4 separate regions of the Homo sapiens genome follow, and regions 1, 3 and 4 are each linked to region 2. A link is a loop called in an ENCODE intact Hi-C map of the cell type or tissue named here. Cell type or tissue: heart right ventricle. All regions are shown on one strand. Links, peaks and the distances in the headings refer to the core of each region. The heading gives the core; the rest is flanking DNA.

Evidence for each region. Hi-C counts contacts between places; a loop is a spot of excess contacts. Peaks named below come from ENCODE experiments on the same cell type or tissue, not always from the same donor. Only the 100,000 strongest peaks of a DNase experiment are listed, where the experiment ranks them.
Region 1: a loop joins it to region 2, with 2.0 times the contacts of the local background. A loop is called at or near these places in 20 of 110 quality-filtered maps.
Region 3: it touches region 2 in a loop (6-fold over the local background); 43 of 110 quality-filtered maps call a loop at or near these places.
Region 4: a loop joins it to region 2, with 12 times the contacts of the local background. A loop is called at or near these places in 79 of 110 quality-filtered maps.

What each region holds. Positions count from the first base shown.
Region 1 is chr7:99,622,362-99,628,221 of GRCh38, reverse strand. It overlaps ZSCAN25 (zinc finger and SCAN domain containing 25), which reads right to left. Exons shown (of 8, transcript NM_145115.3): 6 at 5,582-5,673; 7 at 4,042-4,165. Among named protein-coding and RNA genes, the nearest start is that of ZSCAN25, 8.3 kb to the right of the region's middle. In heart right ventricle, for the core only: no CTCF peak of the experiment used is centred there; no DNase peak of the experiment used is centred there.
Region 2 is chr7:99,910,399-99,916,258 of GRCh38, reverse strand. All of the region lies in intron 1 of TRIM4 (tripartite motif containing 4), which reads left to right. Among named protein-coding and RNA genes, the nearest start is that of TRIM4, 6.2 kb to the left of the region's middle. In heart right ventricle, for the core only: a CTCF peak has its summit at 2,946 (motif pointing left); a DNase peak (open chromatin) is centred at 2,928; H3K27ac peaks cover 978 bases.
Region 3 is chr7:100,054,748-100,060,607 of GRCh38, reverse strand. It overlaps ZSCAN21 (zinc finger and SCAN domain containing 21), which reads right to left. Exons shown (of 4, transcript NM_145914.3): 2 at 3,203-3,697; 3 at 2,718-2,910. The coding sequence starts at 3,601. Among named protein-coding and RNA genes, the nearest start is that of ZSCAN21, 7.9 kb to the right of the region's middle. RefSeq lists an enhancer at 1,129-1,248. In heart right ventricle, for the core only: no CTCF peak of the experiment used is centred there; no DNase peak of the experiment used is centred there.
Region 4 is chr7:99,987,464-99,993,323 of GRCh38, reverse strand. It overlaps the pseudogene LOC100128334. Among named protein-coding and RNA genes, the nearest start is that of AZGP1, 14 kb to the right of the region's middle. In heart right ventricle, for the core only: a CTCF peak has its summit at 2,260 (motif pointing right); a DNase peak (open chromatin) is centred at 2,263; H3K4me3 peaks cover 681 bases; H3K27ac peaks cover 2,001 bases; H3K27me3 peaks cover 726 bases.

The DNA.
Region 1 (5,860 bases), core at 415-5,414, 290 kb after region 2:
TTGTTTTGTAAACTTTTCATGAAAATAAAAGTGTACAAGCCATTTATGTTTTGTACACGCAAAGATTTTATTTTTATTTTTTTGGATCCAGCGCTGGCTAAAAAATGTCACGTTACCCTTTTTTTCCTTTTTGTGGAGATGGGGGCCTCACTATGTTGCCCAGGCTGGTCTCGAATTCCTGGGCTCAAGTGACCCTCCTGCCTCTGCCTCACTGAGTGCTGGGATTACAGGTGTGCGTCACCACACACTATGCAAAGAATTTTCTTAACGAACCCAACCACGTAAACAGCATTCAGTTCAACAAACAGAACATAACCAGTCCCTAGAAGCCCCTTTTACATCTCCTCCATCACTATACCCTGCATATATATACTATACATATACAGTATATACATATACAGCATATACATGTATACAGTATATACAATATACATATACAGCATATACGAGATATACGTATACAGCATATACGATATACGTATACAGCATATACGAGATATACGTATACAGCATATACGAGATATACGTATACAGCATATACATGATATACGTATATAGTATACATATATACTATACCAACGGGAACACATTGTCTGGACTTTTTTGCCTGTTCTTGAACTTCAGGTAATTGTCTCACACATTGTTTCTGGCTTCTTCTACTCAATATCATGTTTGTGACGTTCACCTATATCATGGTGTGAAGCTGTAGTTTATTCTTTTTCATTGGTATACAGTATTCCACTGAGTATATGTATGTGTGTGTGTGTATGTATATATAGATAGATATACAGATACAGATAGACTGCAACCTACTTATTAATTTGACTGTTGTTCATTTGGGTAGTTTTCAGTTTTGAGGTGTTATGAATAGTAAGATTAAAACTAAATGCAATGCACAAACCACAACTAGATCTTGGGGAAAGCTGACTATGCACTAGATGTTACATATATCGAATTTATGTTTATTTTCTTAGATGAAATTATGCTACTGGGCTATGTTGGGAATGTCATTGTTAGACAAATGCTGAAGTATTTACAAATGAAAGATTGAGATGCCTCCAACTTCCATATCATTCCAAAACAAAACACACATTATACAGCTAAATATGGCAAATGTTAACAATTGGTGAATGTAGATAAAGACCTAAGTGTGTTCCCTGTACTAGTCTTAGCTTTTCTGTATGTTTGAAAATTTGTATAATAAGAGTTCAAAATATAAAGCTGGGGGAAAAATAAATACAATGATACCTAAGTATAAACAGAGACACTGGGAGAAAGACACAGTAGTGGAAGAGAAGGGACCTAGCAGTGAGAAACCCGTTTTGAGTGCTGCACTGGCTGCTCAATTGCTGTGTGATCATGGGAAAATCAATTAACCTCTCTGAGCCTTACATTCACCACCTTCAAAATGGATTGTACACTCATGAAGTTTACTGCACACATGGAGCAGGAATGCAATGGTTCATGATATTATTTTAACTCCCAGACCATGTACCTGACTTGCAGCTACTTCCAGGGACCATCCACTTAGATCTCAAAGTCAACAAATGGAACTTTCCATTCTTCCTCCCTCTTAGGAAAATGCTTCCCTCTCTTTCTGACAGTAGTAACATAATTTTTCCAGGCCCTTAGCCAGGATCCTAAGACGTAGACTCCTCTCTGACTCTTCTCTTTCCTCCCCTCTGGCCAATCTGTGGCCCATCCTTGGAAGCATATTTCAGTAAACCCCCTTCTACATGACCACTGGCCTGGTTCCTGCTCTTACCCCAGTGCCTACACTATTTCAACCCTCCAGACTGGCCGTACCCTGCCGTCAATCCAATTTTCCTCAAGTAAAACCTCCATCACATTACTCTGCGCAGAAAAAATTTTTAAACAAGGACCCAGAGTCCTCACGGACTCCTCAGCGGCCTCACTCTACTCACTCCTGCCTCCTCCTTACTCCTCTGAGCACTCATCTTTCACTCCAGGACCCTCACCATCCTGGGAACCAGCCTGCAGAGTCCTGCATTCAGGTTTCTGCACCTGCTACTTTTTGCCTCTGTGATTCCAAATCCTGTTGTGAGTTCTTGCTCCAGTCCTTGTGGACATTACTGCAATTACAACCCAGACAACAAGGTCTGCACCTCACCGTCTGCTAATGAGAACAGACGAACAACTGGAAGTGATCTGGGCAGCCACCTAGCTCAACCCTGCCCTGTGCATTCAGTCTCTTTACAGGTGAAGCAGCTCAGGCCCAGCCCCAAGCAGCTGTCAGTACAAGCACCAGGACAACCCGAGTGTGAATCCCAGGAAGACCTGAAAGCTGGGACAGCAAGTGAATGGTACACTTGGGAAACAGGCCTTCGTGTCACCTGGCGGCAGAAATGTTCAGGTATGGGCTTGAGTTGCTCTGAGTTCTGAGACACTGAGCTGGTGAGGGGACAAGGACAGAACCAGTCTCCAGAACAGTCAGAAATGGCCAGGAGAGCATGAAAATCTTCTGAGAATGGGGGCGAGGGGCTCCTCACCCCACACAGCAGCATCACTGGGAGGGGAATATCCCTGAGGGGGACCCTGGCACCAGGACACTGGCACCTTTGTCTGGGGCTCATCACTCGAGCCCCTGCTTTGTTCTGTCATCCTCTGCCGTTACAGCAATCACACATCTCCACATAAAGTATGCTGACATCTTTCTGCCACTTGCATCACTGCCACACTGTGTCAACCGTGCCCTGGACCCAGGTCTCCCAGGAGACCAGTGCCCCTTACCGTATCCCACTATTACATGCACATGGCCTCTTCCCCTGAACTCTAAGACCCCACAGGCAAGCGCCTTTATTTTTAACTCTTCATAGTGACCAGAACAGCAATGGCCACAGAGCCAAGTCCACCTCTGTGGTGAATAAATGAGTGAAGGCTGAGGGCTCCTACAAGAATCCCTTAGTAATACTTACAGCACTAACTAAACAATCTAACACTACCATGGTCACCACACATTTAGATATGTCACCTCCCTTCATCCTCATGGCACCATGAGGACAGGTTCCATGAACAGCCCCATTCCACAACAGAGGAAACTGAGACCTGGAAAGCTCAAGGGAGATGCTCAAGGTCAGGGTCAGCAAGTGGAGGGGCAGGATGGATTCTCTTACGTCCTGAAGGAAGCACAGGGATAATCTTGCTCTTCCTTCAAGGCATTTCAGGATAAGGAAAGGCTAGGTGGGGTCGGTACAGATGGGTGGTCAGTGTACAACTCACAAAGAAGTTATGAAACAAAAAAGAAGAAAATCAAAGAACAAGGACAGGCCGCTCCAGCCACAGTGTTTCCTCTCCCCGCCGGCATCCTGATTCCACGCATGCAGACTCTCCATACTGTCCCTTGCCCTGGCAGCCCCAAAGCCCCGCAGTGCGCTCTGCTGGCAGCCCCTGTGGGCTCTCTCTCGCTGCTCCTCCTCCCATGAGCTGCTGTCACACACAATGGCCGCATCCCCCCAGGCTCTGAGCCCAGGTCAAACCCAGCCACCACCTGAGTCCCAGCGCAGCTCTGCTTCCTCTGTGACTCGGGCCACTCCAACCTCTCCCATCGCGAAGCCCCCTCGTGCCCTCCTACGTGCACACCGTGAGCTCCAACGCTTTCGTGCACGTTAGTCCTGCCCACTTCCTGCCGCAAGAGAAAACCACTAACACAGGGCCCACATGCAGGGAGCACTCAATAAATATCTGAACAAGCTCAGATGCCCCATCTTTTGCTGTTCGTATCTTGTTCTCAAGCCCTCAGTGTCTTTAATCATGGACACAATGTAGGTGTTTGGGGGTCCTCATGACCGACCTGTCTCCATACAGCCAGAATAATGGCCTCATGTTTTCCTGCTCCATCATTTGGCTCCTCTATTGACACAGGAAAGCAGCTCCTCGTGCCCCATGGTCCGTGCTGGACCCATTTACCCGCCTGCCATGAAGTCCCCTTCCTTTGCCAGGAGCGCCAGAGCTACGGCAGGACCCCTGACCTGAGCTTTCAGAACTCCCCAGTTCCTCACCTGTGGGTGGAGACAGTCTTACCTGGAGAGACCCTGCAGTCCTGCGGTTCCACATACTCCCCAAAGCAGTCTATCTGGGCTGGGGTCACATGCCTCCACTCCTCCTCAGGGAAGGCCAGGGCCATATCTTTAAATGGCCCCAACCCCTGCAACAATAGGAGATTGCTATGAATAAAGAAAGAATCCTAGGCCAGAGACAGTGGCTCATGTCTGTAATCCAACTTCCTCCCAACCAGCTTCCTCCCAACAGTTGAATGGGAGTAATCCACTTGTTTGAGCCACTGCAGTTGTGAGCCTCTGTGGCTGGGGCTCAGCTTGCCCCTAACAACTAAGTCACCTCATTTCCACTCTGCAGCAGCCTCCCACTCACACCTCATGCTTGACAGAGCCTGGCAGCCGCTATTTACCTTCTCATCAAGAACAAAGTTCACATTCGGCCAAGCCCTGTCTTAAGAACAAGGCTGTGATAAAATAAATGCATCCTCAATTTCTCACTCACTGCACCACGAAGAACTATTATGGTACAAGGGAGGATCCAACCAAATTAAAAAGCACTGATGTCATTCCTCATCCCCTCCAAAGTACATCCTTGGAGAACAGGAAAAGGGAAATGATGCTGGCATCCAGCCTTGCCCAAATACGGCTTGAGCAGGACCAGACTTGATCCCCTTCTTTTTTCTGCCAAACACCTTTTCTTCTTCAAAGAACTCTTTTAGACTCGCCTCCTTGAGGAAGGTGCCCCACTGGAAAGCCCCCACCTCCCTGCTACTAGTGCTCAGCACCCTGTGGAAAAGAGAGCACCCCATCTATGCTTCAGTTACCTCATTTGTGGCAGATGAGTAATGTTAACGAGGTCCAACTCCTAGTGTGGCCTGTATGGCCAAAGAGACCACCCTGCTCAATGCTTCTGAAAGCCCCAACCCTGAGTCAGCCACATTCCTGCTGAGGTTAGGGGACAGGAAAGTTTCCAAAACAGAAAAATCAGCAGCAGAAGTACCCATAAACGGCACCCACAAAGGGTTATCTCGGGGCCAATCAGCACAGCCTAGATAGCCCTAGGGGGTTTCTATCTGTAACAGTTGTAAGAGTCCATCTGTGGCTGGGCGCGGTGGCTCATGCCTGTAATCCCAGCACTTTGGGAGGCCGAAGTGGGTGGATCACAAGATCAGGAGATCGAGACCATCCTGGCTAACACGGTGAAACCCCGTCTCTACTAAAAATACAAAAAATTAGCCAGGCGAGGTGGCAGGTGCCTGTAGTCCCAGCTGCTTGGGAGGCTGAGGCAGGAGAATGATGTGAACCCAGGAGGCGGAGCCTGCAGTGAGCCAAGACCGTGCCACTGCACTCCAGCCTGGGCGACAGACATAAGGTTCGATGTAAATTAACAACTGCGGCTGATGGTTCAGTGGAGGAAACCACACCATCAGGTCCACCGGGACTAGGAAGGGAGAATGACTCAACTTGGGGCGGGAAGGGAACACTGTTGTGCAGAGAAACCTTGGGGAAGGTGAACCTCAATCAAAGCAACGGTCATGATTTCTGCAAAGGGAGTCAGAGCTCACCTGCGATCCAGCAGTAAAGAACCCAGCTGCCATCTCTTGGTCTCTGGGATTCACTGCGGGGAGGCCAGGACCCGCCTGCAGAACAGGTAGTGCTGAGCAGGGACAAAAAGCATGAGAAAGATCAGAAGGATCAGTGATGTTATGCTGTTAGCTCGTTCAAATGTGTCCCCTACCAGATGCTCACAACCTCAGGAACCAGAAGACTCCAGACAGAATCCCTTTTCACTCTGGTACCACACTTTCCCATGCACAGGGGCCTGGGTGTCCCTTGCCCTATTC
Region 2 (5,860 bases), core at 582-5,581:
GTAGCCAGCAAAAGACATGGAGAGGACCCATCAGATAAATGGAAGGGAAAATACACTTGTGGGTGGGGGCCGAGGGAAATATAAGTGGATGGGTATGAAAGGGGAACATAGCCCTTAAATCTTCCATCTTCAGCAGTAATAGCTATCAGTTGTTCATTACTTCTTACGTACCACCCACAGTTCTAAGCATTTTTCATACTGTAATTCTTTAATCTTCATAGACATCCTATTAGGTGGATTCTGTTATTCCCTTTTTGAAGATGAGGCAACTGTGCCACAGAGATGTGAGGTTACATGCCCCCGAGGTCACAGAACTAGGAAGTGGCTATGCTTGAACTGAGGTCTTCTAACCCCTAATCCTTTACACTTTTCACTCTGCCACAACTAATCTGAGAAGACTTCTTAGAAGAGGTGGGATTTCAGGATTAAACACAATGGCCCAACAGGACAGGAGTGGATGGGTAAGGGTTACACTGGGATGGGCTGAATGTCACAAGGTTGACTTCGTAGGTGTTCAGGAGCCAGGTCACTGGGCGGAATTCCCTGATATCCGCCCATCTCTCCATCCTCCTCTGCTTAGTCACTGCCCTATTCAACCACCTTTCATTCCATCCCCACCCCAAGTTAGTTAGAAAAACATAAACTGCCCCTGGGTGAAGCTGCTTTATTTCCAAGCATCCCATTCTCAGCATATACTCAGATGGATGGACTGTGTTTTAAAAGTTGGATAGCTGGAAGTTCCCTAAATCCATGGAAAATATCCCCATCCTATACCCGTTATGGTGAGGGGAGAAAAAGAGAAAAGAGAAAGAGAAATAGCTTCATAAATCTCCGGATGCAAATTGTTTGCATGGAAAAGGCCTCCAAGTGCAGCTCTTTTTTCCTTCATGCCTGACTCTAGGAGCTAATCCCTCCATTCTGTTAATTAATTTAAGATGTTTATTGAGCACTGGCTTTGTGTCAGATGCTGTGGCACGGCACCAGATGCAGCACTGGGAATCCAGTGGTGAACAAGACAGGTAAAGGCTTTCCATGGAGCTCACAGTCCAGTTGGGCTGAGGGTGGGAGGTAGATAGCAGACAGACAAATAAATGAAATAATCACAGATGGTGATGGCATGCTGGGAAAGAAAAAGAAAGTGCTATCCTAGGCCAGGCGCAGTGGCTCACGCCTGTAATCCCAGCACTTTGGGAGGCTGAGACGCGAGGATCCCTTGAGGTCAGGAGTTTGAGACCAGCCTGGCCAACATGGTGAAACCCTGTCTTTACTAAAAATACAAAAATCAGCTAGGTGCGGCGGTGGGCACCTGTAATCCCAGCTAGTTGGGAGGCTGAGGCAGGAGAATTGCTTGAATCCGGGAGGCGGAGGTTGCAGTGAGCCGAGATCATGTCACTGCACTTCAGCCTGGGTGACAGAGCAAGACTCCGTCTCAAGAAAAAAAAAAGAAAAAAAGAAAAAAAGAAAAAGTGCTATGCCAGAGAAGGGAGCAGTCTTCTCTTAGGAGGTGACATTGCAGCTGAAACTTGCTGGATGCAGAGTCTGCCATCTGAGGAACTGTGGGAAGAGGCCCTGAGGCGGGGGAGAGCTGGATATGTTTATGGGGTAGGAAGAAGGTCTCTGCACCTGGAGGACCAAGAGCAAGGGGAAAGGTGGCATGCGATGTGAAACGAGATGTAGGCAGCGGTCAGCTTATGTTGGGCCACAATGAAGTGTTCAGATTTTCTTGGTGAAGAGGAAAGCCAGTGAAGAATCTTGAGCAGGAGAGTGACAATATCTGATTAGTTTTTAGAAAAGTTATTCCAAGGCCAGGTGTGGTGGCTTATGCCTATAATCCTGGCACTTTGGGAGGCTGAGGCAGGAGGATTGCTTGAGTCCGGGAGTTCAAGACCAGCCTAGGCAACTGTGAGATCCCATCTCTACAAAAAATACAAAAATTAGCTGGATGTAGTGATGCACATCTGTAGTCCCAGCTATTCGGGAGGCCGAGACTAGAGGATCACTTGCACTCAGGAGTTCGAGGCTGCAGTGAGCTATGATCGTGCCACTGTGGCTGCGTTGTGGATATTGTATGAGAGAAGGACATGACTGTAAGTAGGGAGGGCAGTCGGGAGGTTATTGTAGTTGTCAGACAAAAGATGATGGTGGCTTCAACTAGCGGTGGCAGTGGGGTTTGGCATGTAGGTAGATTTGAGGTATATTTCCAAAGTACACCTACCAGCTTGGATCAATTGCAGAAGTTACAGTGACTGAAATTCATAGAACTCAAGAGCTGGGATGGTATTTAAGAGACATTTGGTCCAGTTGTCTTCATTTTATAGTTAAGGAAGCCTTGATCCAGGAAATAAGCAAGGCTGACTTGCTCACAGATGCACAGCTGGTTTGAAGGTCTAGAGTGAAACTAAGATCTTTGGAAGTTTAATGTTGTTTGAGCTACATGATCACAAGTCAGTAAATGTCTTCATTCTATAAAAGTATGCTCTTTTATTACACTTGTGTTTTCATATACGTATAATTTTCTGGTGCTAAATTAAGAGAAAGTGATTTTTAAAAAAATTATTATTTTTATTTATTTATTTATTTATTTATTTGAGATGGAGTCTCACTGTGTTGCCCAGGCTGGAGTGCAGTGGCGCGATCCCAGCTCACTGCAACCTCCACCTCCCGGGTTCAAGCGATTTTCCTGCCTCAGCTTCCTGAGTAGCTGGGATTACAGGCGTGTGCCACCATGCCCGGCTAATTTTTTTTTGTATTTTTAGTAAAGACGGGGTTTCACCATGTTGGTCAGGCTGCTCTGGAACTCCTGACCTCGTAATCTGCCCGCCTTGGCCTCCCAAAGTGCTGGGATTACAGGCGTGAGCCACCGCACCTAGCTGAGAGAGTGATTTTTAAAATTTCTGGTATTTCTAACCCAGATTGAAATGCTTGGTGTTGCGCTCCTGCCACCTCCTGGCAGTTTCTGTTGTTGCAGGGAAAGTGTTTTCTAACTTCCACCAAGGCTGTCAAGTTAACTCACCTCCCAGTTTAGATTCCAACTGTGGCCAGATTGAAAAAAACTTGGGTAGAGTCTTGAGTAGTAGAACCATATGAGAGAATTCATGCATACTGACTTGTTAAGGCTTTTTAAGACATAGAAAATCTCTATTTAGTAGATTATTATATTTTTCATTATCAAGCAAAGTGAAAACTTTCAAAAACTTGGTCCTATTTGAAGGAACTAATATATATCTCATTACAAACCTCATATACATCAAATTTGACAGTGACCACAAAGCGGCAGTTATAATTGAATAAAGTGAAATTACATGAGAGAGTAGCAGGGTTACATGCCTATTAAAGTTAACTACTAGAGATAGTAAATAGATGATATAATGTTAGGAAACATCATGGTAGAAACAGAATAGCACAGATGGTATTGTGCCATTTAACAGAACTGTATGAATCCCTTTTATAATTTAATTTTGTTTTCCTATTTCATTTTACCATGAAAATTTCAAGCATACATCAAAGTTGGAAGAATTTTGTAGTAACACCAGTGTACCCACATGTAGATTCTACCATTAACATTTGACTCTTTTATCACATAGCTGTCCATTTGTCTGTATCTCTCTGAATACATCAATTCTTATTTCCTTTTGATGCTTTTAAAATTCAATTGCAAACAAAATACTTCAGCATGTATATCATTAACCAGATTTAACATTTGTTTATGGTATTATTTTTTTTTTTTAATATGTAGAGTCTCATTCTGTTACCCAGGCTGGAGTGCAGTGGTGTGATCTCGGCTCACTGAAACCTTTGCCTCTGGGTTCAAGCGATTCTCATGCCTCAGCCTCCCAAGTAGCTGGATTACAGGCTTGTGCCACCACACCTGGCTATTTCTTTTGTATTTTAGTAGAGACAGGGTTTCACCATGTTGCCCAGGCTGGTCTCGAACTCTTGGCCTCAAGCTGTCCACCTGCCTTGGCCTCCCAAAATGCTGGGGTTACAGGCGTGAGCCACCGTGCCTGGCCTATGGTATTTTTTGAGGTAAAATTTAATACCATGAAAAACACAAATCTTAGTTGTACATTTGCTGAGCTTTGACAAATGCCCTTCTCAAGATAAAGGATATTACCATCCAGAGAATTCTTTCATGCCCTTTCCCAGTTATTCTCTGCACCCTTCCCCTACCAGGGCAACCACCGTTCTGATTTTTTTTCAAACACAAATTAGGTTTTGCCTGTTCCAGAACTTCATATAAATGGAATTCCATTGTCTGTATGGATCCTTTTGCTCAGCATATTGATTTTGAGATTTATCCATTTTTGTATAGGTTGGTGCAAATGTAATTGCGGTTTTTGCCATTATTTATCCACCTTCCTATCAATGAATACCTGGACTGTTTCCAGCTTCTAGCTATTGTGAATAAAGCTGCGATGAATATTCTTGTACAGGTCTATTTATGGGTACATGTTTTCATTTTTCCAGGGTCTAGGAGTAGAATTGCTGTACCCTAGGATTAATGTATGTTTAGTTTTACACTGAACCTTCTTCCAAAATGGTGGTAGCATTTCATTCGCCTGCTAATGTTGTGTAAGAGTTCCAGTTGCTCCATACCCTTGCCAACTTTGATGTTATCAACCTTGTCAGTTATTTAACTTGATTTTAACCATTGTCACTTGTAAATGATTGGATGAAAAGTTATACCTATTAGTAATTGTTAGTTTTCTGGGGAAGAATTTAAAAAGTTGTACAGATTATTTTTTAGTTCTAATCATTTCTTTTCTTTTAGTTTTTTAAATTTATTTTTAATTTTTTTAATTTTTTGTTTATTTTGACATATAGTGAGACTTACAGAAAGTTGCCCAGGCCACCCTCCAGCATTTGACACTATTCACTAGTTTTGTAATTTAAATGGTCTCTTCCTTTGGCATAGGAGAAACCATTCTCTCTTGGTTTTTCACCAACTGCTCACCTTAGCTTCTTTGCAGGATTTTTATTTTCTACATACTGCTTAAATGTAGTTGTTGCCAGTTCTAGCCTTGATCCTCTTACTCTATAGAATCTTACTGGGTGATTTTACGCTCACCCAAGGCTCCAACTGCCACCTGTGCTTTAATCCCGAAATCTGCTTCTGCAGCATAGATCTCCTTCCCAACTCTAATTGCTAACATATCCACTTGGATGTCCCACAGGCATCTCAGACTCAATTTATTTAGGTGAAATTTATTTTCCTTCCTCCCATTTACACACTGCTCTTCTTCCTATATTTTCTAATTTGATAAATAACCTGCAGTCCATCCAGTTACTTAAACCACAACTGAGGGGCTAAATCTGGACCCTTTCCTCCTGCAGCCATTTGATCATCAGTTCCTGTGGGTTTTTCTCTTGTGTGTTTCTCTAACATTTCTGCTTCCATCTCTGCACTCGCAGCTGACATCCTACTATCGGGTGCTGCCCCTCAGCCCAATTTGTCAATGTTGATTGACTTGCTTTATTTTTTAATAACTTACTCGGGTTTTTAAATTACAAAAATGGCATATGCCACTTGTAGAAATTAAAGCAAAAATGCATAAAATTTCTAGTACCCCACCTCCAAATTCGTAAGCCATTCTTTTTCCTTGGAAGTCACCAATGTTAATACTTGGGTATACATCCTTCCAGATTTCCCTTGCTTTCACATACAAATACACACACATAGATAAACACGTATGCGCATAGACACGTTTATTCTTTTCAAAACAGAATTGTACAATACATATTGTCTTATGGCTTGCTTTCAACTTATTGTGTATTTCATGTCAATATATAGACAGCTACCTGAAATTGATGCAAAGTATCAATATAACATAATTTATTTAATAATTCCTAATTAGTGGAT
Region 3 (5,860 bases), core at 358-5,357, 140 kb before region 2:
GGCGTGAGCCACCATGCCCAGCCAGTCTGGTTTTTTTTTTATTTTTTGAGATGGAATCTCACTCTGTTGCCAGGCTGGAGTGCAATGGCGCGATCTTGGCTCACTGCAATCTCCGCCTCCTGGCTTCAAGCGATTCTCCTGCCTCAGCCTCCTGAGTAGCTGGGACTACAGGTGCATGCCACCACGCCCAACTAATTTTTGTATTTTTAGTAGAGATGGGGTTTCACCATGTTGACCAGGATGGTCTCCATCTCCTGACCTCATGATCCGCCCTCCTCGGCCTCCCAAAGTGCTGGGATGACCGGTGTGAGCCATCATGTCTGCCCTCTCCAACTCTTTCCGCCTCCTCTGGAACAGCTATTAAACATACACTGGACCTTCTCATCTGATCCCACACTGATGTCCAATGCCTGCCACCTTGATCTTTCTAAGTAGCATTTCAGATGACTTCCTTCCATCTACCTCTGTTTGCTAATCATGTCCTTCATTATTTAAAACAGCCATTGCATTCTTCATTTCAATGACTACAGTTTTCACTTTTAGAAATTCTATTTTGTTTCTGTCAAAGGTGCCTGTTTGTGTTTTTATTAACAGTTTCTTGGCTGGGCGTGGTGGCTCACGCCTGTAATCCCAGCACTTTGGGAGGCCGAGGAGGGCGGATCATGAGGTCAGGAGTTCGAGACCAGTCTGGCCAACATGGTGAAACCCTGTCTCTACCAAAAATACAAAAATTAGCCGAGCATGGTAGCAGAAGCCTATAATCCCAGCTACTCGGGAGGCTGAGGCAGGAGAATCACTTGAAACTGGAATGCGGAGGTTGCGGTGAGCCGATATAGCGCCACTGCACTCCAGCCTGGGCAACAAGACCGAAACTCTGTTTTTTTAAAAAGAGCTGGGCGTGGTGGTGTGCACCTGTAGTTCCAGCTACTCGGGAGGCTGAGGCAGGAGAATCTCTTGAACCTGGGAGGCAGAGGTTGCACTGAGCCGAGATTGCATAAATGCACTCCAGCCTAGCAACAGAGGGAGACTCCGTCTCAAAAAAAAAAAAAAAAAAAAGACTTTATGCAAAGCTTTCACAGCCAACTTCCCTTTCCTTAGGAGGGCCCAGCAGCTTTGTCTTCTGTCCCATCTGGGTACTAAAACCCAAGCCTGTTCCTGGCTCTGATAATCCTTCCACTCCACCCTCCTCTTTGTGTAATACTGCCAAGGGGCTACACCAAGAGATATGGAAAATAAAACTGACCAGATAGGTCTCCGGCTATTTTTATCTCTAATTACTGTGGCAACTCTGGGGAAACCCCAATTGCCTGGAGAGGTCTACTGTGTTCACCATAAACCATGAAGAATTTAGCTAACAGTTTAATTTTTTACTTTTCCTAGAAAATGTGATTTTTAACCGGCTCGAAACTCTGTTTCCATGATGGAGTTTCACGTTTCAGACACAGCAAGCATGGAGGGAGATTTCTGAGGGCCATGGACTCTTGTCATGAAATCACACCACACACATAAATAGTGGTCTACACCACCAACACGTAAGCAAAGTCCTGGTTTGAAACTATTAGGATTTGGAATAATATGCCATATTTTTGCAAACATATAATTAAACATTAACTCTGTTTCAAAGATTTAGTTCTAATCCTTCTGGTAAATGAAGGTACTTAAGAGTAGAACCCATAAAATAACAAAATAACATAGGGCCAGCTTGGGCAACATAGTGAGACCCTGTCTGTACAAAAAAATAAAGTTAGCCAGACATGGTGGTCCCAGCTACTTGGGAGGCTGAGGTGGGAGGATCATTTGAGCCCCAGAGATTGAGGCTGCAGTGAGCTATGATCACGCCACTGCCCTCCAGCCTGGATGACGGATGGAATCCCTGTCTCAGAAAAACACACAAAAACACCCCCACAGGGGATGACCATTTATGGCCTGAGATTATTCTATAAACCATAATATATGGAGATTTGAGCTCAGGAGTAGTCACCTAATACAGCTTTGACTTGTGAAAAATGCCCCACCTCTTTCCATAGCTTCAGAAAGGAGGTTGCCAATTATTTCCCATTTGCCCTTCTCAGATCCATTCTCTGACCCGCCCTGTGCCCCAGGAAGCTGACCCTAAGGGCTGCACTGTCTTGTCTTTCCTGCCCTCTGGCTGCCAACTGAGTTTGTCATTGGGGAACAAAAGCAGGAGATTTAAGGGCAGGAGGAGGGTGCAGTTGGGGTATTTATTCCGTTTTCTCCTCATCCCACAGCAGGGCCTACAGCCACAACTTCTATCAAGTGACCCCCTCCTCCATGACTATAGCTCTTACCTGATTCTGGTAAGAGGGTCCCCCTCTGTCCCTTTAGGCTCACAGGGAGTAACAGCTTTTCACTGTTGTCTGGTGCAACACTATTCCTTATTGGTTCATTTGAAGTCTCTACACCTCTGTTAACAGTTTCTTTTTTAAACTCATTTCAATTGACCCTTTAAAAAAAATTATTTGTAATACTCAGACTTCAAAGAGAAACTGATCCTTTAAGAGTGATCCATTCCCATGCTAGGGCCCAGGTTAAGACAGCCTTACTTGGGGGAGGAAAGGGGACTATTTCCACCCAGTCAGCCCAACTAATCAAGTCAATCTATGAAATCACCTCACAACCAAGAATTACTAATTATTCTGCTTCTCCAACCACAGGGGCCTGGGGCACTGAATAGGAGTCTAATGGGTGGTCCTCACCTCGGACCTTTCTTGGATCTTGAGCGAACTCCTGCTCCTCACCAGACTCTTGGATGTACAGGGGCCCCCAAGACTCGTATTTGTGACTGGTCTCCAAGGGCTGTGGCTGCATGCTGCTCGGGGATTCCTTTGCAGTTCCTGAGGAGGATATCTTCTCCCACACCGGTTTCTGTTCGTTTGGAGGAGTTGAGACCTAGAGACAATCAGGAATGGCTAGGTTTGTGCATGGCTCACTTTAAGACCAAGAATGAAAATCCCAGTAGAGCTACATAGAACCTCTAGGAAAGAGAAAAGGAAAACACCCATCCCATTCCATTCCCAAGGCTAAAAGTTAGTTTAGGATGATAGAGAAAAATAGGAGGAAACAAGGTCTAATTCAGCAGAAATTTCCATTCAGCAAATCTTAATGTATGGACAAACCCTTGTTCCTGCCTAGAATGTTACGCTCCCAATCTCCTAGAATAACAAAGGTCTCTCCTGCCTACCTGGTGTCCTGGCTCATCCAGTTCCCGCTCCAGATCTTCGAGGAGAGTGACAGCCTCTTCAGCGCTCTCCGGGCAATGCTCCTGCACCCAGGCCTGGAGCTCCTGGGGCAGGATGGTCAGGAACTGCTCCAGCACCAGTAGCTCCAGGATCTGCTCCTTGGTGTGGATCTCGGGCCTCAGCCACTCACAGCAGAGCACCCGGAGTTGGCTCAGGGCCTCTCGGGGTCCAGGGGTATCATGGTACCCAAACTGCCTGAAGCGCTGGCGGAACATCTCCAGGCTAGGAAGGTACTTGCCTTTCTCTTCTTTCTCCTCGACTTTTACCATCAGAGGCCCCACCTGCTCCTGTGGAGGCCTAGGGCCCAGAACTGGGGCCATGCCTAGTACCTTGGTCATCATGTAAACTCCAGAAACAGCCTCACCAAAGATGGGACTCTGTGGGGCAGGAATATTCGTTCCTTTGGGTTTCCAGTTCTTTAGGGCCACAAGTTAAACCTAAGAAAATATAGTTACCAAAAAATAATCAAACTGAAAAGTGTTTTTGGGTCTTTACAGCCATACCTTTAACACAAGAAATTGTGGAAATTATGTCCACCATAAAACTACCATACAAAAACAACTGCTCAAAATCTTTCTGGAATGAGCTGGGTACAGTGGCTCATGCCTATAATTCCAGCACTTTGGGAGGCTGAGACGGGTGGATCACATGAGGTCAGGAGTTTGAGACCAGCCTGGCCAACATGGTGAAACCCTGTCTCTACTAAAAATACAAAATTAGCCAGGCGTGGTGATGGATGCCTGTAATCCCAGCTACCTGGGAGGCTGAGGCAGGAGAATTGCTTGAACCCAGGAGGCAGAGGATACAATGAGCCAAGCCTGCGCCACTGCATTCCAGCCTGCGCAACAGAGCGAGATTCCATCTCTAAAAAAAAAAAAATCTTTCTGCAATCAGCTCAGGATATCCTACTTTGATTTCAGTGGTCTCCACTTTCCTAAAAAGTGCAATGTGGCATAATTTTAAAGTTAACTTTGCTCCAAAACTAGTTCAGAATCTCACCACTATAGATATTATAGTTTCTGAGATTTTATCAAGCTATCTACTGGCTAGATGCCATCTGTTTAAACCTAAGACATTTAGCTTGAGCAATGAAAATTCACTAGTCAAGGCCAGGCATGGTGGCTCACGCCTGTAATCCCAGCACTTTGGGAGGTGCTGAGGTGGGCGGATCACGAGGTCAGGAGATCGAGACCATCCTGGCTAACACGGTGAAACCTCATCTCTACTAAAAATACAAAAAATTAGCCAGGCGTGGTGGCGGGTGCCTGTAGTCCCAGCTACTTGGGAGGCTGAGCAGGAGAATGGTGTGAACCCGGGAGACGGAGCTTGCAGTGAGCTGAGATTGTGCCACTGCACTCCAGCCTGGGCGACAGAGCGAGACTCCGTCTAAAAAAAAAAAAGAGGAGGGCCGGGCGCGGTGGCTCACGCCTGTAATCCCAGCACTTTGGGAGGCCAAGGCGGGCGGATCACGAGGTCAGGAGATCGAGACCATCCTGGCTAACATGGTGAAACCCTGTTTCTACTAAAAATACAAAAAAAAGTTAGCCGGGCGTGGTTGCAGGCGCCTGTAGTCCAGCTATTCGGGAGGCTGAGGCAGGAGAATGGCCTGAACCAGGGACGTGGAGCTTGCAGTGAACAGAGATCGCGCCACTGCACTCCAGCCTGGGTGACAGAGCGAGACTCTGTCTCAAAAAAAAAAAAAAAAGGAAAATTCACTAGTCAAATGACTGGGCCTGTCAGTATGACCTGAGTCATGCTCGAAGGGTGTAATTAACTAGTACATTAAAAATAACTGAGGTCGGGCGCAGTGGCTCATGCCTGTAATCCCAGCACTCTGGGAGTCCGAGGCAGGCCTGGACTTGAGACCAGCCTGGCCAACATGGTGAAATCCTGTCTCTACTAAAAATACAAAAATTAGCTGGGCATGGTGGTGTGCACCTGTAATCTCAGCTATTTGGGAGGCTGAGGCACACAAGAATCCCCTGAACATGGGAGGCAGAGGTTGCAATGAGCCGAGATCGCGCCACTGCACTCCAGCCTGGGTGACAGAGCAAAACTCTGTCTCAAAAAATAAAAACAAAACAAACTGAAGTGCCAGGTGCAGTGGCTCACATCTGTAATCCCAGCACTTTGAGAGGCCAAGGCGGGCGGATCACTTGAGGTCAGGAGTTCGAGACCAGCCTGGCCAACATGGTGAAACCCTGTCTCTACTAAAAATACAAAAATTAGGCGGGTGTGGTGTTGCACACCTGTAATCCCAGCTAGTCAGGAGGCTGAGGCAGGAGAATCGCTTTAACCTGGGAGGGGAAGGATGCAGTGAGCCAAGATTGCACCACTGCACTCCAGCCTGGGTGACAGATCAAGACTCAGTCTCAAAAAAAAAAAAAAAAGAGAGATCATAAGTAGTTTTCTGACAAACAAAATGGACTTTAGTGCTAACATTCTGTAAACACGGTTCATAGTTATGAAATTAAGGCTTTGATTAGTCTTTTTTTTTTTTTTTTTTTTTGAGACAGCGTCTCACTCTGCTGCCCCGGCTAGAGTACAGTGGCGTGATCTCGGCTCACTGCAACCTCCGCCTCCCGGGTTCAAGCGATTCT
Region 4 (5,860 bases), core at 229-5,228, 77 kb before region 2:
CTGCGTATTAGGGGATGGCTGGTTCTTCACTCCTTCAGCATCTTTGGTTAACCGGTACCTCGACTTGGCCATATCCACAGGTGGGGGAGGTCAGGAGATGTCACCCCTAGTCACTGGGGCTGTGGGGAACATGGTCTCTGAAATGGAACAAGGCTGACCAGGCCGATGGATGGCTCACAGTGTCTGCTGGAGGTTCCTTTTGCTGCTCAGGGCCAGGGCGTGGCTGGAGGAAGAGGCCCCACCCAGGAAGTTCCGCAGGGGCTTACACAGTCTTCCCAGACCCAGAAGCACAATCTCCAAAAGAGTGAACAAGAGACGGAACCCACTGACCCCAAACATGGCTTTTAGAAAGATGATCTTCTCCGAGGGGTGGGAAAAGGTGCAAGTTAATCTATACGGGCAAGGCTCTTGGCCACATGCAAAGGAGCTGGGCATCTGGAACCCATACAGGTGGTACTGCAACCCCGGCGCTGTCCCCTCCAGGACCAGCTGAGCTCCCAGCTGAGCCACATAAGCTCAGAGCAGCCTGAGGCTTCCAGCCCCTGGGGTATCTCTGCTGCTCTCCCCTCCCTGGATCAGGGTGTCCTCTTCCTCCGTCCCCTTTCATGATTCTTCCCAGTGCCAGATCACGTGATACAGAGTGAAACCCATGTAGAGGACGCTAGGTACAGCCACCAAGATGACCTGGAAGACCCAGAAACGCAGCGGGGAGAGCGGGTGGAAGGCATCGAAGCAGGCAGCCTTGCAGCCCGGCTGCTGGGTGTGACACACGAATTCACTCTGCTCATCGCCATAGACTCCAGGCCCACTGGCAGCCAGCAGCACAAGGCGGAATCCCAGGAGCACGGGAAACAGGAGGCGCCCCACGGGGGTGGAGTGCCAGCTCTCCTCCGCCAGCAGCCACCACCTCAGGAACCTGCCACACATCCTGTTAGGGAGTTTTAAAAAAAGATTATTACACGTTATTGATTTTTTGTTTTTAAAGACCTCTGTTGCCCAGGCTGGAGTACAATGGTGTGATCATAGCTCACTGCAGCTTCCAACTGTTGGGCTCAAGCAATCGTCCTGCCTCGGCTTCCTGAGTAGCTGGGACTACAGGTGCATGACACCACGCCCAGCTAAGTTTTAATGTTTTTATAGATATGGGGTCTTGCTATGTTTCCCAGTCTGGTCTCAAACTCCTGACTTCAAGCAATCCTCCTGCCTCGGCCTCCCAAAGTGCTGGGATTACAGGTGTGAACCATTGCACCAGGTTATGAGTGATTTATTTTTTATTTTTTGAGACAGAGTCTTGCTCTGTCGCCTAGGGTGTAGTGTAGTGTCGCGATCTCTGCTCACTGCAACCTCTGCCTCCCGGCTTCAAGAGATTTTCCTGCCTCAGCCTTCTGAGTAGCTGGGATTATAGGCGTGCACCACCACAGCTGGCTAATTTTGTGTATTTTTAGTAGAGATGGGGTTTCACCATGTTGGCCAGGCTGGTCTTGAACTCCTGACCTCAGGTGATCCACCTGCCTTGGCCTCCCAAAGTGTTGGAATTACAGGCGTGAGCCACTGTGCCGGGCCATGTATTGATTTATGACTTTGCCTGTAACTTCTGCTTCTCTGCCTCTAAAAACCCTTACCTACAAGCCATTGGGGAATTTAGGTCTTACACTTGAGCTGGCTGATTCTCCTTGCTTGGCACCCTGCAATAAATGCCTCAGTTTCTCTCACTGGAATCCACATGTCAGTGTTTGCAGCACCCGGTGGTTGGACCCAAGTTCGATGAGGTAACAGACGTCCACTGGGTGTGCTGTAATCCCGCGGAGGTTTTCCTCCATAATAAAAGGCAGGAATTGGCTGGGCGCCGTGGTTCATGCCTGTAATCCCAGCACTTTGGGAGGTCGAGGCGAGTGGATCATCTGAGGTCAGGAGTTGGAGACCAGCCTGGCCAACATGATGAAACCCCGTCTCTACTAAAAATACAAAAAATTAGCTGGGTGTGGTGGCGGGCGCCTGTAATCTCAGCTACATGGGAGGCTGAAGCAGGAGAATCGCTTGAACCCAGGAGTTGGAAGTTGCAGTGAGCCGAGATCGCGCCACTGCACTCCAGCCTGGGCAACAAGAGTGAAATTCCCTCTTAAAAAAAAAAAAGACGGCGAGAATTGTGTGAGTTGTGCGAGGAAGACCGGATGACCGTTATCTCATGGCCTTTGCATCCAGGCTTTGAGCCAAATTCTCAAGGACTGGATCCTAACACTTGGCTGCAACTATTTCCTTGACCACTAGGGGGCAGGCAAAAGCCATAGCGAATCCGGCCTAGCGCTGATTGGAACCTGCTTGAGAAAAAGACCTCTTTGTTTAAGCCGGCGGTCCCCAATCTCTTTGGCACTAGGGACCGGCTCCGTAGAAGACAGTTTTTCCACGGACTGGGGAGGGGAATGGTTTTGGGATGATTCCAGTGCATCCCGTTTATTGTGCACTTTATTTCTATTATTATTACATCGTAATATATAATGAAATAATTCTACAACTCGCCACGGTGTAGAATCAGTGGGAGCCCTGAGCTTGTTTTCTTGCAACTAGATGGTCCCATCTGGGGTTGATGGGAGACAGTGACAGATCATCAGGCGTTAGATCTCATAAGGAGCGGGCAGCCTACATACCTTTCTTGCACAGTTCACAATAGGGTTCGTGCTTCTGTGAGAGTCTAATGCTGCTGCCGATCTGACAGGAGGTGAGCTCAGGCGGTAATTGGAGCAATGGTCGGGGGGTGGGGGAGCAGCTGTAAATACAGATGAAGCTTCGACCCTGCAGCTCACCTTCTGCTGCGTGGTTCGGCTCCTAACTGGCTATGAACGGGTACCGGGAGTTGGGGACCCCTGCCTTAGACTATCTTGTCTCTCTCTGGTGGACTCTCCTGGGGATAGTTCCCAGGTAGGCTGGAGGAATGATGCACACTGAATCAGGCAAAAGACATCAATCAGATATAGCAAGGTATACATATGTTAAGGTCCTCTTCAATTTCTCTGAGCTTTGCTTTTTCAAACTTCTTTCCCAGTAGAATTCACTGTCCCAGCCAAAAGGTTCTTCGTGGTCGTCAGAAATATTTAGTGCTTTCTATTGCCTTTGCTTACGTATTTATTGATTCATCCAGAAATTATGTATTAATTACCTATTGTATTAATATGTGTATTTATTTATTTATTTTTGAGACACGGTCTTGCTCTGTTGCTCAGGCTGGAGTGCAATAGTACAATCATAGCTCACAGCAGCCTTGACCTCCCATGCTCAAGTGATCTTCCTGCCTCAGCCTCCCAAGTAGCTGGGACTACAAGTGTGTGCCACCATGCCCAGATAATTTTTTATTTTTTTAAATGTAGAGACAGGGTCTTGCTATGTTGCCCAGACTGATCTGGAACTCCTGGCTCAAGCAATCCTCCCACTTTGGCATCCCAAAGAGCTGAGATTACAGGCATGAGCCACTGTGCCCGGACCTATTGTATATTTGATTCTCTGGTAGGCACTGGAGACTCAAAAGAACAGGGAATGTAAAATCCCATTCTGCATGGAAATCTTTTGACCTCGACTTGGCAAGCTGTCTTAGGCCTCCACATCTCTCTGAAATCCGAATTGCTCCAGGAAGTTTTCCCTGAGTATCTCAGTAGCCCTGTGTCCCTCTCCTCCTGCCCCACACCTGCCCAGGACTTGAATCCTGTGGCTTCTCTCTCCTCCTTTATCATCATCCATGTCTCCTGTTATAGATGAGGTCACATCTCCTATTCCAATTTTCCTTAGCCCTGGTCTGATCATGTGGATTTTGGTTTCTTCGTTGATCTTAAATGTTTAACTTTCACCTTTTATTTGCTCCAAGTGTCCTCATATTCACATTTCACATGCTATATTTTTTCCTCTTGATTATTTGCATTTTCTTTTTTTGAGACAGAGTCTTGCACTGTCGCCCAGGCTGGAGTGCAGTGGCGAGATCTCAGCTCACTGCAACCCCTGCCTCCTGGGTTCACGTGATCCTCCTGCCTCAGCCTCCCCCGTAGCTGGGATTACAGGCACACATCACCAAACCCAGCTATTCTCCTGCCTCAGCCTCCCAAGTAGCTGAAATTATAGGCACACACCACCACACCCGGCTAATTTTTTGTGTTTTCAGTGAAGACGGGGTTTCACTATGTTGGCCAGGCTGGTCTTGATCCTTGACCTCGTGATCCGCCCGCCTGGGCCTCCCAAAGTGCTGAGATTATAGGCGTGAGCCACCGCGCCTGGCGACTATTTGCATTTTCTTTCCTGAACTTGGCTACTGTTCATATAGGATGTTTTTGCCCTGGAAGGGAGAAAGGTGGATTTCATGTAGACTTTAAAAAAAAAAGTAATTTCTCAGCTTTGATTTTCAAATTGGAGTCGAAGAGTTAAAACAAAAAATTGTAGCCTTCAAATTTAGGCTTTCATGAAAGATAAGATGATTAACTCAGAATTCCAAAGACTGGGAATGATTCTTCTATGGAACCCAGCTTGGAGGATGGATTTTGGAATAATCCAGAGTGGGAGGCTGAGTATAGGATGTAAAGAAAGTTCTTGTCGCTAGACACAGTGGCTCACGCCTGTAATGCCAGCATTTTGGGAGGCCGAGGCAGGCAGATCACCTGAGGTCAGGAGTTCGAGACGAGCCTTGCCAACATGGTGAAACCCTGTCTCTACTAAAAATAGAAAAATTAGCCGGGCGTAGTGGCTGATGCCTGTAATCCCAGCTACTTGGGAGGCTGAGGCAGGAGAATCGTTGGAACCCGGGAGGCGGAGTTTGCAGTAAGCCAAGATTGCAACACTGCAATCCAGGCTGGGCAACAGAGCAAGACTCCATCTCAAAAAAAAAAAAAAAAAAAAAAAAAAGAAAAAGGAAGAAAAAAAGGAAAGTTCTTTTCCCACAGGAAGGAAAAGCACAGACACAGGCAGGTGAGGCTTCATGAGAAGGTCAAGGTGAGAGCTCTGCTGTGTGTTTGGGGTTGATACCTGTGCATGGCAGTTGGCGACTCATTTGAGGAAACTCACTCTCAGGGACTCAGAGGGAGTCTGAGAACCTCAGGGCCAATTCCCGCTTCATTGAGCTGTACCCTGGAGAGCTGAGAGCTCTCAAATAAGCTTTGGCTGGTGGGCCAAGGCGAACATGGTGTGGAGATGTGGAGCAGCTGGAGTGGAGGGCTGGGTCTCCCAGGAAGCCAAGAAGTGTGGGGAAACTGAGGCACAGAAGAGGCTTGGCTGTGTGAAAGAGCTTGCAGGGTTCTAGCACCTCACAGCCAGAGTGGCCATGGCCACGCCTGTGGATGTCAGCAGGGGACACCTGAACAATCCCTAAGGGACAGCGGGTCCGGGCCATGCTTGGGATTGCCCAAGTCAGGGTGCCCAGGAACCATGGCCTCCAAGGGAAACCAAGAGTTTCAGATGAATTCAGTGCTTGGGAGCAGGACCAATGAGAAAATCACATCACATTTCTATAGCATTTTACAGTTAATACTGTTCTCTGTCGTGCTTGACAAAGAGAGATGATTATTTATTAGTTTCCACAGATTAGACAATGGCGGGGGGTGGTTCAAGGTGAGATGGTTTTTGGGTCCGAGTCAGCTCAGGACAGGCATCCCAGTCTTCGGTCTCCAAATCCACCTCCTGTCTGTCCCCCCACACTGCTCCTTGGGCCTTGAGGATCCATTGACCGTGATTTCGGTGGTTCAGCTCCCACATCAGGCAGGAAGGGCAGCTACTGGGGCTGAGATCCCACATTGCCTCCAGCCCTTGCTTCCTACCTGGCCTCCCCGGGCACCACGAGGGGCTGGGCCAGGCTGCTGTGCTGCACGTGGCAGGAGTAGGGGGCTGTGTC